4 separate regions of the Homo sapiens genome follow, and all the other regions are linked to region 4. A link is a contact called in ENCODE Hi-C or POLR2A ChIA-PET data. All regions are on one chromosome and are shown on one strand. The core of a region is the stretch at or near the end of the contact, and the rest is flanking DNA. Distances in the headings are between cores, read along the strand shown. Region 1 overlaps KCNN1 (potassium calcium-activated channel subfamily N member 1). Region 2 overlaps MYO9B (myosin IXB). Region 3 has its middle 13 kb from the start of ARRDC2. Region 4 holds the start of PGLS (6-phosphogluconolactonase).

Region 1 (2,700 bases), core at 9-2,508, 490 kb after region 4:
ATCATGCCTCTGCACTCCAGCCTAGACAACAAGAGCGAGACTTCGTCTCAAAAATAAAAATAAAAATAAAAATTTTAAACCTCAGAAAAGACTAAAAAGAACCACCTGAAGGCTGGACACTGCTCTGGCCTCCAGATGTCACCCTCTGGCTCTAGGGACTGTGGTGCCTGAGAGAGGCCAGGGTAAGGTCAGTGGTGCTAGGAGGGGAGGCCCCCACAAGGTGTTTGCACTCGGAGTGGGGTCTGCCTTGCACTGATGGAGGGAAAAGGGTAGGGGGCACAGTGGAGGAAGCTGGGAGGAAGAGGCTGGGTGTGAGAGGACAGAGGAGCTGGGGTGGGCACCTCGTCCTGTCCTGTCTTCCTTCCACCACTGCCTCCATCCTCCCACGGAGGCCGCCGCGGGGTGGCAAACCGGTGTCCTGACCCAGCTGCGCTCAGAGCCGTGGAGTGATGTTCTAGTGCCACCTGGTGGCCAGAGTGGTGTCTGCACCCAGGACTGTCCCTGCCTGGCCGGCCTCCCCTGCCCATAGGGGGACAGTGCCAGAACCGGGCAGTTGAGGTGGTAGGGATGCCCCACTGGCTGCTGTAACAGTAATTGTGGCTGTCGTGTTCCCAGTCTGTGATTGCGTCAGATTCTCAGGGCAGTCACCTTCGTCATTAGACCCCTGTCCCCTCCCCAGCCTAATGGGAGGGGTGGCAGTTCACGACTGAACAGGGTCCCCCCTCCTCTTCTTCCTAGGCAGCCATGTCCCCACGCTCCTGCTGTTCCCCAGCCTGGAGCAACGTCAGCCCCAAACATCCCCCAGGTCTGTGGGTACCACTTGAGCACTGCCTGTGGCTATGTGTGCCCTGTGGCCACTAGACCCCCAGGGCAGCTCTGGGCATGTCCCCCCACCCCAGAACCTCACTAGGCCTTTCCCAGGCCTGCCAGCCCTGAGCTTGGCTTGCTTGCTTTCTTTTTCTTGAGACGGATTTTCCCTCTTGTCACTCAGGCGCACTGAAACCTCCACCTCCTGGGTTCAAGTGATTCTCCTGCCTCATCCCCCCCGAGTAGCGGGGATTACAGGTGCCCGCTACCACATCCGGCTAATTTTTGTATTTTTAGTGGAGACAAAGTTTCACCATGTTGGCCAGGCTGGTCTCAAACTCCTGACCTCAGGCGATTCGCCTGCCTCGGCCTCCCAAAGTGCTGGGATTACAGGCGTGAGCCACCACAACCAGCTGAGCTTGGCATTTAAGACCTGTCTTTTAGGCTGGGCGCCTCCCGGAAAGAGGAGGTTGTAATGAGCCGAGATTGGGCCACTGCACTCCAGCATAGGTGACGGAGGGAGTCTCTGTCTCAAAGAAAAAAAAAAAAAAGAGAGAAAGAAAAGACCAGTCTCTCCCCTCATCCACTCTCCAATCCTTCCCTGGGCCCAGCAAGGGACCTCTGGGGCTGGGGGTATCCTCCCAGCCACCCCTCACACGGGCCCCATTAGTGGCTGGCACCCACCTGGAGCGTGTGGGCTGTCCCTCTCTGTCATTGGTGTCGTGGTATCGTCCTTTCCTCTCTCACTCAGCGGCGCCTCTCTCCTGCCCCTCTCTGTCTCCCGCAGACCCAGACCGTCATGTACGACCTTGTATCGGAGCTGCACGCTCAGCACGAGGAGCTGGAGGCCCGCCTGGCCACCCTGGAAAGCCGCTTGGATGCGCTGGGTGCCTCTCTACAGGCCCTGCCTGGCCTCATCGCCCAAGCCATACGCCCACCCCCGCCTCCCCTGCCTCCCAGGCCCGGCCCCGGCCCCCAAGACCAGGCAGCCCGGAGCTCCCCCTGCCGGTGGACGCCCGTGGCCCCCTCGGACTGCGGGTGACGGCCCTGCCCGCCACCAGACCCCTAAATCTTGGCCATCGTGTGGCCGCCACCTCCGGGAAGCCTTGTACAGTGGCGCCTCTTGGAGTTCAAGAAGCCAACGCTGAGTCAGGCTGAGTGGACTGAGGCCTGCCCCGCCCAGACTGCCCAGGCAGAGGGCAGGGCTGGACCATGGGTGAGGGCAGGGGAGCCCGGAGCTTCCTCTGGTCACCTGGTCCCCCGACTCTCCCCAGGCCCCCGGTGGGCATGGAGCAGCCCGGGGAGGGGTCCGTGCTGGTTCTGAATAAAGCAGGACCCGCCTAGTGGCTGCCTGTGTGCATGGCTGGAAGGCACTGGTGATGTCCCAGGAGGTAGACCTCCAGCCCTGGGTACCAAGATGAATGTGGGAATCAGAAAAACCTGTTCCCATCACCGGCCTAGCCTAGAATCCTAGCCTAGAAGCCCTCTCTCCCTCTGGGCTGGAGCTCAGTGAGGGACAACTCTCTAGGGACACCTGTACCAGCCCCACCTGGCGCTGAGATCCCTCAGACAGCATGGCCCAGCCCTGGCCAGAAGCATCGCTCCCCTTCAACCAACCGCGTTGATGGACACCCACTGTGTGCCAGGCCCCAGCGGGGCCCATGGGGGAGGTGACCTGGGTGAGGAAGGTCATTTGGGTTTTTGTGAGATTTGTATTGAGCACCTGCTGTCTACAGAGAATGTGATGATGTCAATTACCACACTGATTCCTCATCAGAACTTGACCATGGTGGGATGGGGGGGAAACTGAGGCCCAGAGAGGTGAATCTACCTACCTGGGACCACACTGCGAGGAAGGATGGTGCATTCAAACTGGAAATCCCCTAGGCCAAA
Region 2 (2,700 bases), core at 131-2,630, 400 kb before region 4:
CCTCTGCCTCCTGGGTTTGATTCTCCTGCCTCAGCCCTCCCGAGTAGCTGGGACTACAGGCGCCCACCACCGTGCCCGGCTAATGTTTGTATTTTTAGTAGAGACGGGTTTCACCATAGTGGCCAGGCTGGTCTCAAACTCCTGACCTCAAGTAATCTGCCCTCCTCAGCCTCCCAAAGTGCTGGGATTATAGGCGTGAGCCACCATGCCTGGCCCCAAGAATCTTTTTTTTAATTTTATTTATTTATTTATTTATTTATTTATTTATTTATTTATTTATTTATTTTGAAACAGAGTTTCTCTCTGTCTCCGGGCTGGAGTGCAGTGGCGCGATCTCGGCTCACTGCAAGTTCTGCCTCCCGGGTTCGTGCCATTCTCCTGCCTCAGCCTCCTGAGTAGCTGGGACTACAGGTGCTCACCACCACACCCAGCTAATTTTTTGTATTTTTAGTAGAGATGGGGTTTCACCGTGTTAGCCAGAATGGTCTCGATCTCCTGACCTCGTGGTCCGCCCACCTCAGCCTCCCAAAGTGCTGGGATTACAAGCATGAGCCACTGCGCCCGGCCATCATTTTCTAATAAGAGGAATAAGACCTCAGGCCCACTGGGTATCAGGGTTTGGGCTTCGTGATTTTCCTCCATCATCTCTAATCCCTCACGGCAGCTCTGCCCATTTTAAAGATGAGGAAACTGAGCCCCAGAGAGACACGTGGATGTGTGAGTTTCCTGAGGTGTCTATAACAAAGTATTACGGGCTGGGAGCCCTCAAACAGCAGGGGTTGATTCTCTCACAGTTCTGGAGGCCAGAAGTTGAAAATCAAGGTGTGGGCAGGGCTGGGTCCCTCTGGAGGCTCTGAGGGAGAATCTGTCCCAGGCCTCTCTCCCGGGTTCTGGTGGCTTCAGCCATCCTTGGAGCTCTGGGCTTGTGGCCGCATCACTCTGCCCTCTCCCTCCGTCGTCACCTGGTCTTCTCCCCTGTGTGTGTCCAATCTCCCTTGCCTTTCTCTCATGGGATCACCTCATCTCAAAATACTTACCTTCATGACATCTGCCAAGACCCCGTTTCCAGATAAAGCCACAGTCACAGGTTCTGGGGGTAAGGACTTAGACATGTCTTTTTTGGGAAGCCACAAGTCAACCCACTGCAGGTAGATTCCCCAGGCCACACCGCAGAGAGCCAAAGCCTAACCCGGGGTTTGAACCCGGCCTGAGCCCCAGCCCCCCGTTCAGGCTGCCTCTCTGCTCTCCCCTCTCTCGCCCGGGCTGCAGAAAGCCGGAGATCAGCACAACTCGCTGCATCGATTGGGGATTTTTTCTCAGCTCCCCGAAAGGAGAAGTTGAGCTGTTTTGAGGTTTGAGTGTCGCTGGATGCACCCCCTGACCCCCGCCCCCCGCGAGGGTTGCAGCCTCGCTGTGTAATGCTGACCAAAAAACAGGAAGGGAGCACTGTGGAAAGCCGGTTCCAATCAGCTGATCTGCCCGCCACTGCAGTTAACTGTTGCCATCACCTTTCACCAAGTCTAGGGGCTGCAGAAGCCATGAGTCTCCCCATCTTCCACATGGCCTCTAGCCTCCCAGTGCAGGCGCCCGTCGACAGCCCAGGGGCTGTGGATAGAGCACCTTACAGCATCGGCCATGGGGTCTCGCCGCAAAGCACACCCAGAACACGCTCCTCTCCCTTTGCCCACAGCCTCAGATCCACCAGGCACTCGCCTCGGTGCCCTTCTGAGAGCAGGCTGAGTCCAGGGGGCCAAAGGCTGGGGTTCCCTTCATCTGTCCTGAACTGTAGCAAGTGCAGCTGGCAGCTGGCAGCGTGCATGGGGTTTTCATTCTGAAAGCAGAAATAAAATAAGGATCCTTGCTTGTCAGGCTGTTGTCCCAAGGGTCCCTGGACTCCATGGAGCCCCTGTGGCCCGGCCCACAGTGGGACACGGTGACAGTGATGGGCTGCAGGGCGCAGAGGGACGCCCCCAGCTGGTGGAGCCAAGCTCACCCGAAGTTGTGCCGATGCCCAGGACATTCCAGTGAGGGACTGAGGAAGGGTCCTGAACGTGCCACTGCCCCAGACCCCCCTCTTGGGGCAAAGGAACCTAGGACTCGTACCCACCTGGACCGGGTCCTGAGCTCCTCCTTAGGGGCCCTACAAACCCAGTCTCATGTTTCCCCCAACTCCCCCAGCCCCTCTGCCATCAGCCAGGCCACTAGCTCTGTTCCCCCACCCACAGTCAGCACTGGGGTAGGTCACCTAGACCACAGTGCCATTATCCACTTCGACCTCTGCCCTCAAGGACACCTGCCTGGGCCACGTCCTTTCCCCCTGAGTCTGTCGGGCAAGACACAGTTGGATGCCAGCCTCCACCCAGCATTGGGGGCGTCATCTCATACGTCCTCACCACATCCTGATGTGGGCAGACTGACCACCCCCACCTGACATGTGAGGAAACTGAGGCACACGAGCTGCTCAGCAAGGGTGGCAGAGATAGAAGTTTCTGGAACCAGGTGTGTGTCAACTCTCATGCCTCTGAAGTTGAGGTTCCTGTTTAAGAGCTTATGGAGATATAATTTACCTATTTACTTATTTATAAATAGATACCTTATATTTATATCTACAGTTTATAAATATATAGATTAAATTGTATCTGCATTTTATAAATGTATAAATTATATCTGCAGTTTATAAATCTGTAAATTAAATTATAT
Region 3 (2,700 bases), core at 172-2,671, 510 kb after region 4:
CATCTTTTCTTTCCCATCTCTGTCTCTCTCTCAATATCTGTCTTGCTTACTGTCTCTGTCTCTGTCTCTCAGTCTTATTGCCTCTGTACTTCTGTCTCTTTCTCCCTGTCTCTGTCTCCCTCTGCCTCTGATTCTCTCACTATCTCTCTTGGCTACCATCTCTCTGTCTCTTTGGGTCCCTGACTCTCTCACCATCTCTGCCTCCTGCCCTGGCCCGGCCAGCTGGGGGACAAGGGGTGACAAGCAGTCAGGGCGCCCGCTGCTTGTTTTCCCACCCACGCTGGCAGGGAGCCCAGCCCAGCCGGGCCACTGTTCAGGAATCCTCCAGCCTCCCCGCTCCAGCCACCAGGCGCGGCCACCGCCAGCCTCTCCTCCCAGCACATTCTGTCCCAAGCAAAGAGCGCCAGAGATGGGGTGGGGGTGGGGGTGGGAGGGGGACGCATTCCTGCTGAGCTCCAGTTACAGGACAGCTTGTCCTGGTGGCCCCACCAGCACAACCTCCTGATGGCTCCCCATCCTGCTGTGGGGTTAGACCTTCCTGAATGAAGCCAAAGCCCCTCTGCCAGTTCGTGCCCACCTCAGGGCCTTTGCACCAGCCATACCTTCCACCTGGCACTCTGTCTCCCTAGATCTCCCCAAGACCTCCTCCGCCTGCACATCTGAGACCTCACATCACCTTCTCAGCAAGTCCCCTCTGTCCCTAGGCCCGGGCACCCCAAATTCCCCTCCTGCTGCCCCAGTGCATTTAATTTCCTGGTCCTCCCCATGTCCCTGGGGTTACATATTCACTTGTTTGTTGATGTGGTGTCTATTACACCAGGTCCCCACTGTGTCCCAGCACCCTGAACACACAGTAGGTGGCTTAGTGAAGGTTTTTACAATTGACATCTATTCCTCCCAAAGCTCAGCCCGCCCAGGCTCATCCATGTGGATCCACAGTTCTGACCACCCCACCTCTGCCTCACCCTGCCTCCGCCACCCCTGCACCCTAATGCAGCAGGATTTCCCAAGCCCCCCTGCCTTGGCCCAGGGAGTTATCTCCACCAGATCCACCTTTCTGAGCGAGGAGCTGGGTGCATTGAGGGGCAGGGGCGGCTGGAGTTCAGATGCACCTTTTGAGCGAGGGGCTGGGCCTCTCTGTCGCTGGGCTCCAGGCACAGGGCAGTCATGATGTACACACACACGTGCAAACACACACGCACACACATAAGCCTGTCAGCAACATAGAAACACCAGCCAGTGAACTCGGGCACAAGCAGCCGGGCACAGAGTGTTCACCAGGTGCTCACATGTGGAGTACCCCAACTCCTAGGAGGATGCGGTTATGGCCTGGATCCTACAGGTGGGGCCCAGACATGGGCTTTGAACCCACGCCAGGGTATGCACAAACCTATCCAAACACACGCGTGTCTGCCCTAGCTTCCCTCACCCGGGAGTCACCCCCCCACCCCCCACCTTGTTTTTGATGTTCAGGAAAGTCCCCAGAAAGCACTGGGCCCGGGCAAGGGGCCAGGAGGAAATGGTGACTCAGCCGGTGGCCATCAGTGCCTGCCACGCTGGGCTGGGTGGACTGCGCGGCCCGATCTGGGAGGATCCACAGAAAACAACAATAAAAGATGAGGGCGTGGGTGCGGGGTAAAAAGGACTCAGCCCAAGAATGATCAGAGAGGGGATGGATCCCCCTGTGCTCCAACACTTCAACCCTGCTGGGCCTGATTGACAAGTGGGGAAACTGAGACACAGGGAACAAGTGACTTCGCCAAGGCCCACCAGCCAAGATGGTACAGGCAAGGGGATCCCTAAGTCCTTAACACAGGGGTCTGGAGGAATGTCTACCTGCCCTGCCCTTTTTTTTTTTTTTTTTTTTGGAGACAGGGTCTCACTCTGTCCGTCAGGCTGGAATGCAGTGGCATGATCTCAGCTGACTGCAATCTCCGCCTCCTGCCTCAGCCTCCCAAGTAGCTGGGATTACCGGCGCCTGTCCCTATGCCCAGGTAATTTTTGTATTTTTAGTAGAGATGGGGTTTCACCATGTTGGCCAGGCTGGTCTCAAACTCCTGACCTCAGGTGATCTGCCCACCTCGGCCTGCCAAAGTGCTGGGATTACAGGCGTGAGCCACAGTGCCCGGCTCCCTGCCCCACTTTCTGAGACCCAGATCCACTTCCTGGTTTCCTGTGTGGTCATGTGACCACACTTGGCCAATTGGAGCCTTTTGTTATCACAGGCACAGGGATTGGGTCAGGGCTGGGCACGTGATCCTGCCTGAGCCAATCATGCTACGAGTTTGGAGACTCCCTGGAAGAAGGCCTAGAAGTAAGGAAAACCATCTTGGACGCATGATGATGGCAGTGGATCAGAGTCCCAAGGACACTGGTGAAGATCAGAGCAGGACTCACACAACCTCAGATCCCTGTGGAGTCAGGGTGGAACCAGAGGGAAGGCTGAAGGCTGGAGGGTCCTGAGAGGCCTTGCAGAAAGAGAGGACATTGGAGCTGGGGCTTTGATGGATGAAGAGGAACTAGGGAAAGGCATTTCAAGCAGAGGGAACAGCCTGTGCAACCACAGCAGGCAGGTGGGAGCTAGGCGTGTCCTCAGCCACCCCAGTGGCCCCATGGGGCTGGAGCATAGAGAGGCATCTGCAAATGTGTTTATTTGTTTATTGAGACGGAGTTTTGCTCTTGTTGCCCAGGCTGGAGTGC
Region 4 (2,700 bases), core at 127-2,626:
TCTTACCATTTATTTAGATCATCTTTAATTTTTTTTTTCACCAAAGTTTTAGTTCTTTTGCTTGTTTCGAGACAGGGTCTCACTCTATTGCCCAGGCTGGAGTGGAATGGCAGGAACACAGCTCACTGCAGCCTTAGTCTCCTGGGCTCAAGTGATCCTCCCACCACAGCCTCCCAAGTAGCTGGGACCACAGGCAGCTGCCACCGGGTCCAGCCTTGGCTTCCCAACGTGCTGGGATTACAGCTGTGAGCCACCAAGCCCAGCTACAGCTCTCAAGAAGTACAGTCTTGTACTTCTTTTATTAAATTTATGCCTACTTTATACTTTATGATGCTATGGTAAATGGAATTGTTTTCTTAATTTGCTACTGATTTTAAAATCCACTACCTGTGTGAGTTGAACTGCGCTTACACACATCACTGAAATATCCCACTCTCAGAAGTGGCCCAGCCTCCCCAGGCCCACCAGGCCTTCTTCCCCTTCCAGCCCTCTGTCCAGGCAAGAACTCGATTGGAGGCCTTTCTGGGCACTCAGAGGGACACACCACCACACTAGGAGGGTTAGCTTAAAAAATTCAACAAGCATGGCCAGGCGCAGTGGCTTTCGCCTGAATGCTACCACTTTGGGAGGCCGAGGCAGGAAGATCGCTTGAGCCCAGGGGTTCAAGATCAGCCTAGACCATATAGCAAGAGCCCGTCCGTCCGGAAAATGTAAAAAAAAAAAAAAAAAAAATTCAACAAGCATATTTTCATCCCCTACTTTTTTTTGAGATGGAGCCTCGCTCTGTCGCCCAAGCTGGGGTGCAGTGGCACGATCTCGGCTCACTGCAACCTCCGCCACCCCGGTTCAAGCGATTCTCCTGCCTCAGCCTCCCGAGTAGCTGGGACTACAGGCGCCCGCCACTACGCCCGGTTAATTTTTTGTGTTTTCAGTAGAGACGGGGTTTCACCGTGTTAGCCAGGATGGTCTCGATCTCCTGACCTCGTGATCCGCCCGCCTCGGCCTCCCAAAGTGTTGGGATTACAGGCGTCAGCCACCGCGCCCGGCGGTGCAGGAATTTTAAAACTCACCAAAATACGCCCTCCTTCAGAAAATCCCTGCCACCTCGATAGGACGTCCTCTTCTTGAGCTCCCCTCTCCGGCCCTCCCTGATACAGCAAGGTTGAGCATTCGGGCACTGGCTTCCCGAACTCACTTCGACTCAGGCACAGCAGGCAAAGATTCAATGGGTAGGGCCGGACCGACTGCCCGACCTTCGCGGTGCTTCACTTGCCTCACTGCGCATGTGCCAAAGACAATCACCCAAAGTACTCGAAACCAAGCGGCAGGGCCGGCCCTTGCGCAGGCGTACTAGCGACGGCCGTAGGGAGCGCTTCCTCCTCCCCGCCGCCGCCCTCGCCATGGCCGCGCCGGCCCCGGGCCTCATCTCGGTGTTCTCGAGTTCCCAGGAGCTGGGTGCGGCGCTAGCGCAGCTGGTGGCCCAGCGCGCAGCATGCTGCCTGGCAGGGGCCCGCGCCCGTTTCGCGCTCGGCCTGTCGGGCGGGAGCCTCGTCTCGATGCTAGCCCGCGAGCTACCCGCCGCCGTCGCCCCTGCCGGGCCAGCTAGCTTAGCGCGCTGGACGCTGGGCTTCTGCGACGAGCGCCTCGTGCCCTTCGATCACGCCGAGAGCACGTACGGCCTCTACCGGGTGAGAGCTACGGGGGCCGCCGGGGATCACGCCGAGAGGGCCACAGCCACCGCCTACACCCCGGCTACGGAGGCCGCCGGGGGCCATGCCGAAAGGGCCGCGCCCACTGTCTGCACCTCGGCTACGGGGGCCACTGGGTATCATGCCAAGAGGGCCGTGCCCACTGCCTGCACCTCGGCTACGTGGGTCGCTGGGGGTCATGCCAAGAGGGCCGCGCCCACCGGTTGCCCTCGGCTACGGGGGCCACTGGGGGTCATGCCGAGATGGTCACGCCCACTGCCTGCACCTCGACTACGGGGGCCGCTGGGGGTCTAGCCGACAGGGCTCGCCCGCCTCCTGAACCCCGCCTACAGTGGGTCCCGCAGGACCTCACTGCGCCCTCTGCCTTTATCTAGGCAGGGCTAGAAATGGTCTACTTGCAGTCCGTCTTCCTGCTTCATCCGGTGGCCAGGCAGAGGGAACGGCACGGGCAAGGGCCTGGAAGGGAATCCGAGTGGCCCATGTCAAACGATGCCCATAACTCAGCCCCGTAGCGGACGGGGGCACGAGGAATCAGGTGTAGAGCCTGAATCTCAGGGTCCTGATCTCTAACCCCAGCGAGTTCTCGGGGATCCCTGGGCAGCTTTGCCGCTCTGATGGCTCTGCTTCCAGGCTGTTCATCTTTGGCTTTGAGCCTCAGGATTCTATAGAATCAGAGGAGCGCGCTCTTTTAAAGACAGGGTAACTGAGGCTTGGAGGAGCCTTGGCCTGGCCGAGGGAAGAGTGGGAGGGGCGGGCTCAAAGGCCAGGAACCTCAAGTCACTTGAGTCTGGCAGCGTCAAGGGACACCCCATGCTGGGTGTGCCGTCTTCTCTTTGCATAGAATCTTGAGCTGATGATGGTTTTGTGGGTTTTTTATTAAGAGAAAAGGCTTACTGAACGCTTTATATGCATCAATTCATGAGTCCGTACCACAGCCTATGAGATGTTACACTCATTTCACAGATGGAGAAACTGAGGCCAGAAGAGGTGA

Evidence for each region. Hi-C counts contacts between places; a loop is a spot of excess contacts on that map. ChIA-PET counts read pairs that join two places held with the same protein, here RNA polymerase II (POLR2A). Pooled maps may share reads with other maps.
Region 1: a loop to region 4 is called in a pooled map, with 4 times the contacts of the local background. The contact joins the enhancer-like site here to the promoter of PGLS in region 4. A Hi-C loop is called at or near these places in 6 of 50 pooled maps. POLR2A ChIA-PET finds 5 or more read pairs at or near these places in 3 of 52 experiments (activated CD4-positive, alpha-beta T cell, naive thymus-derived CD4-positive, alpha-beta T cell and naive thymus-derived CD8-positive, alpha-beta T cell).
Region 2: a pooled map shows a loop between it and region 4 (3-fold over the local background). The contact joins the enhancer-like site here to the promoter of PGLS in region 4. A Hi-C loop is called at or near these places in 2 of 50 pooled maps. POLR2A ChIA-PET finds 5 or more read pairs at or near these places in 5 of 52 experiments (CD4-positive, alpha-beta T cell, H1, activated CD8-positive, alpha-beta memory T cell and 1 more).
Region 3: a loop to region 4 is called in a pooled map, with 7 times the contacts of the local background. The contact joins the enhancer-like site here to the promoter of PGLS in region 4. A Hi-C loop is called at or near these places in 2 of 50 pooled maps. POLR2A ChIA-PET finds 5 or more read pairs at or near these places in 2 of 52 experiments (activated B cell and naive thymus-derived CD4-positive, alpha-beta T cell).

Annotation. Positions count from the first base shown.
Region 1 is chr19:17,996,558-17,999,257 of GRCh38, forward strand. KCNN1 (potassium calcium-activated channel subfamily N member 1) reads left to right here. Exons shown (of 10, transcript NM_001386974.1): 10 at 1,595-2,700. The coding sequence ends at 1,849. Among named protein-coding and RNA genes, the nearest start is that of ARRDC2, 10 kb to the right of the region's middle. RefSeq lists an enhancer at 229-730 and a silencer at 345-594. Within about 2 kb of position 1,259, at least 4 of the 41 ENCODE cell types and tissues checked have a DNase peak (open chromatin) inside an H3K27ac peak, as active enhancers do.
Region 2 is chr19:17,108,798-17,111,497 of GRCh38, forward strand. All of the region lies in intron 2 of MYO9B (myosin IXB), which reads left to right. Among named protein-coding and RNA genes, the nearest start is that of SNORA118, 18 kb to the left of the region's middle. RefSeq lists enhancers at 1,535-1,644, 1,608-2,109. Within about 2 kb of position 1,381, at least 15 of the 41 ENCODE cell types and tissues checked have a DNase peak (open chromatin) inside an H3K27ac peak, as active enhancers do.
Region 3 is chr19:18,020,095-18,022,794 of GRCh38, forward strand. No RefSeq gene overlaps it. Among named protein-coding and RNA genes, the nearest start is that of ARRDC2, 13 kb to the left of the region's middle. RefSeq lists enhancers at 1,570-1,619, 2,094-2,643. Within about 2 kb of position 1,422, at least 36 of the 41 ENCODE cell types and tissues checked have a DNase peak (open chromatin) inside an H3K27ac peak, as active enhancers do.
Region 4 is chr19:17,510,273-17,512,972 of GRCh38, forward strand. PGLS (6-phosphogluconolactonase) reads left to right here and starts at 1,377. Exons shown (of 5, transcript NM_012088.3): 1 at 1,377-1,688. The coding sequence starts at 1,401. PGLS-DT (PGLS divergent transcript) reads right to left here and starts at 1,617. Exons shown (of 3, transcript NR_147835.1): 1 at 1,071-1,617. RefSeq lists enhancers at 223-880, 881-1,537, 1,105-1,354, 1,848-2,142, 2,105-2,364 and 1 more and silencers at 1,415-1,544, 1,555-1,604, 1,848-2,142.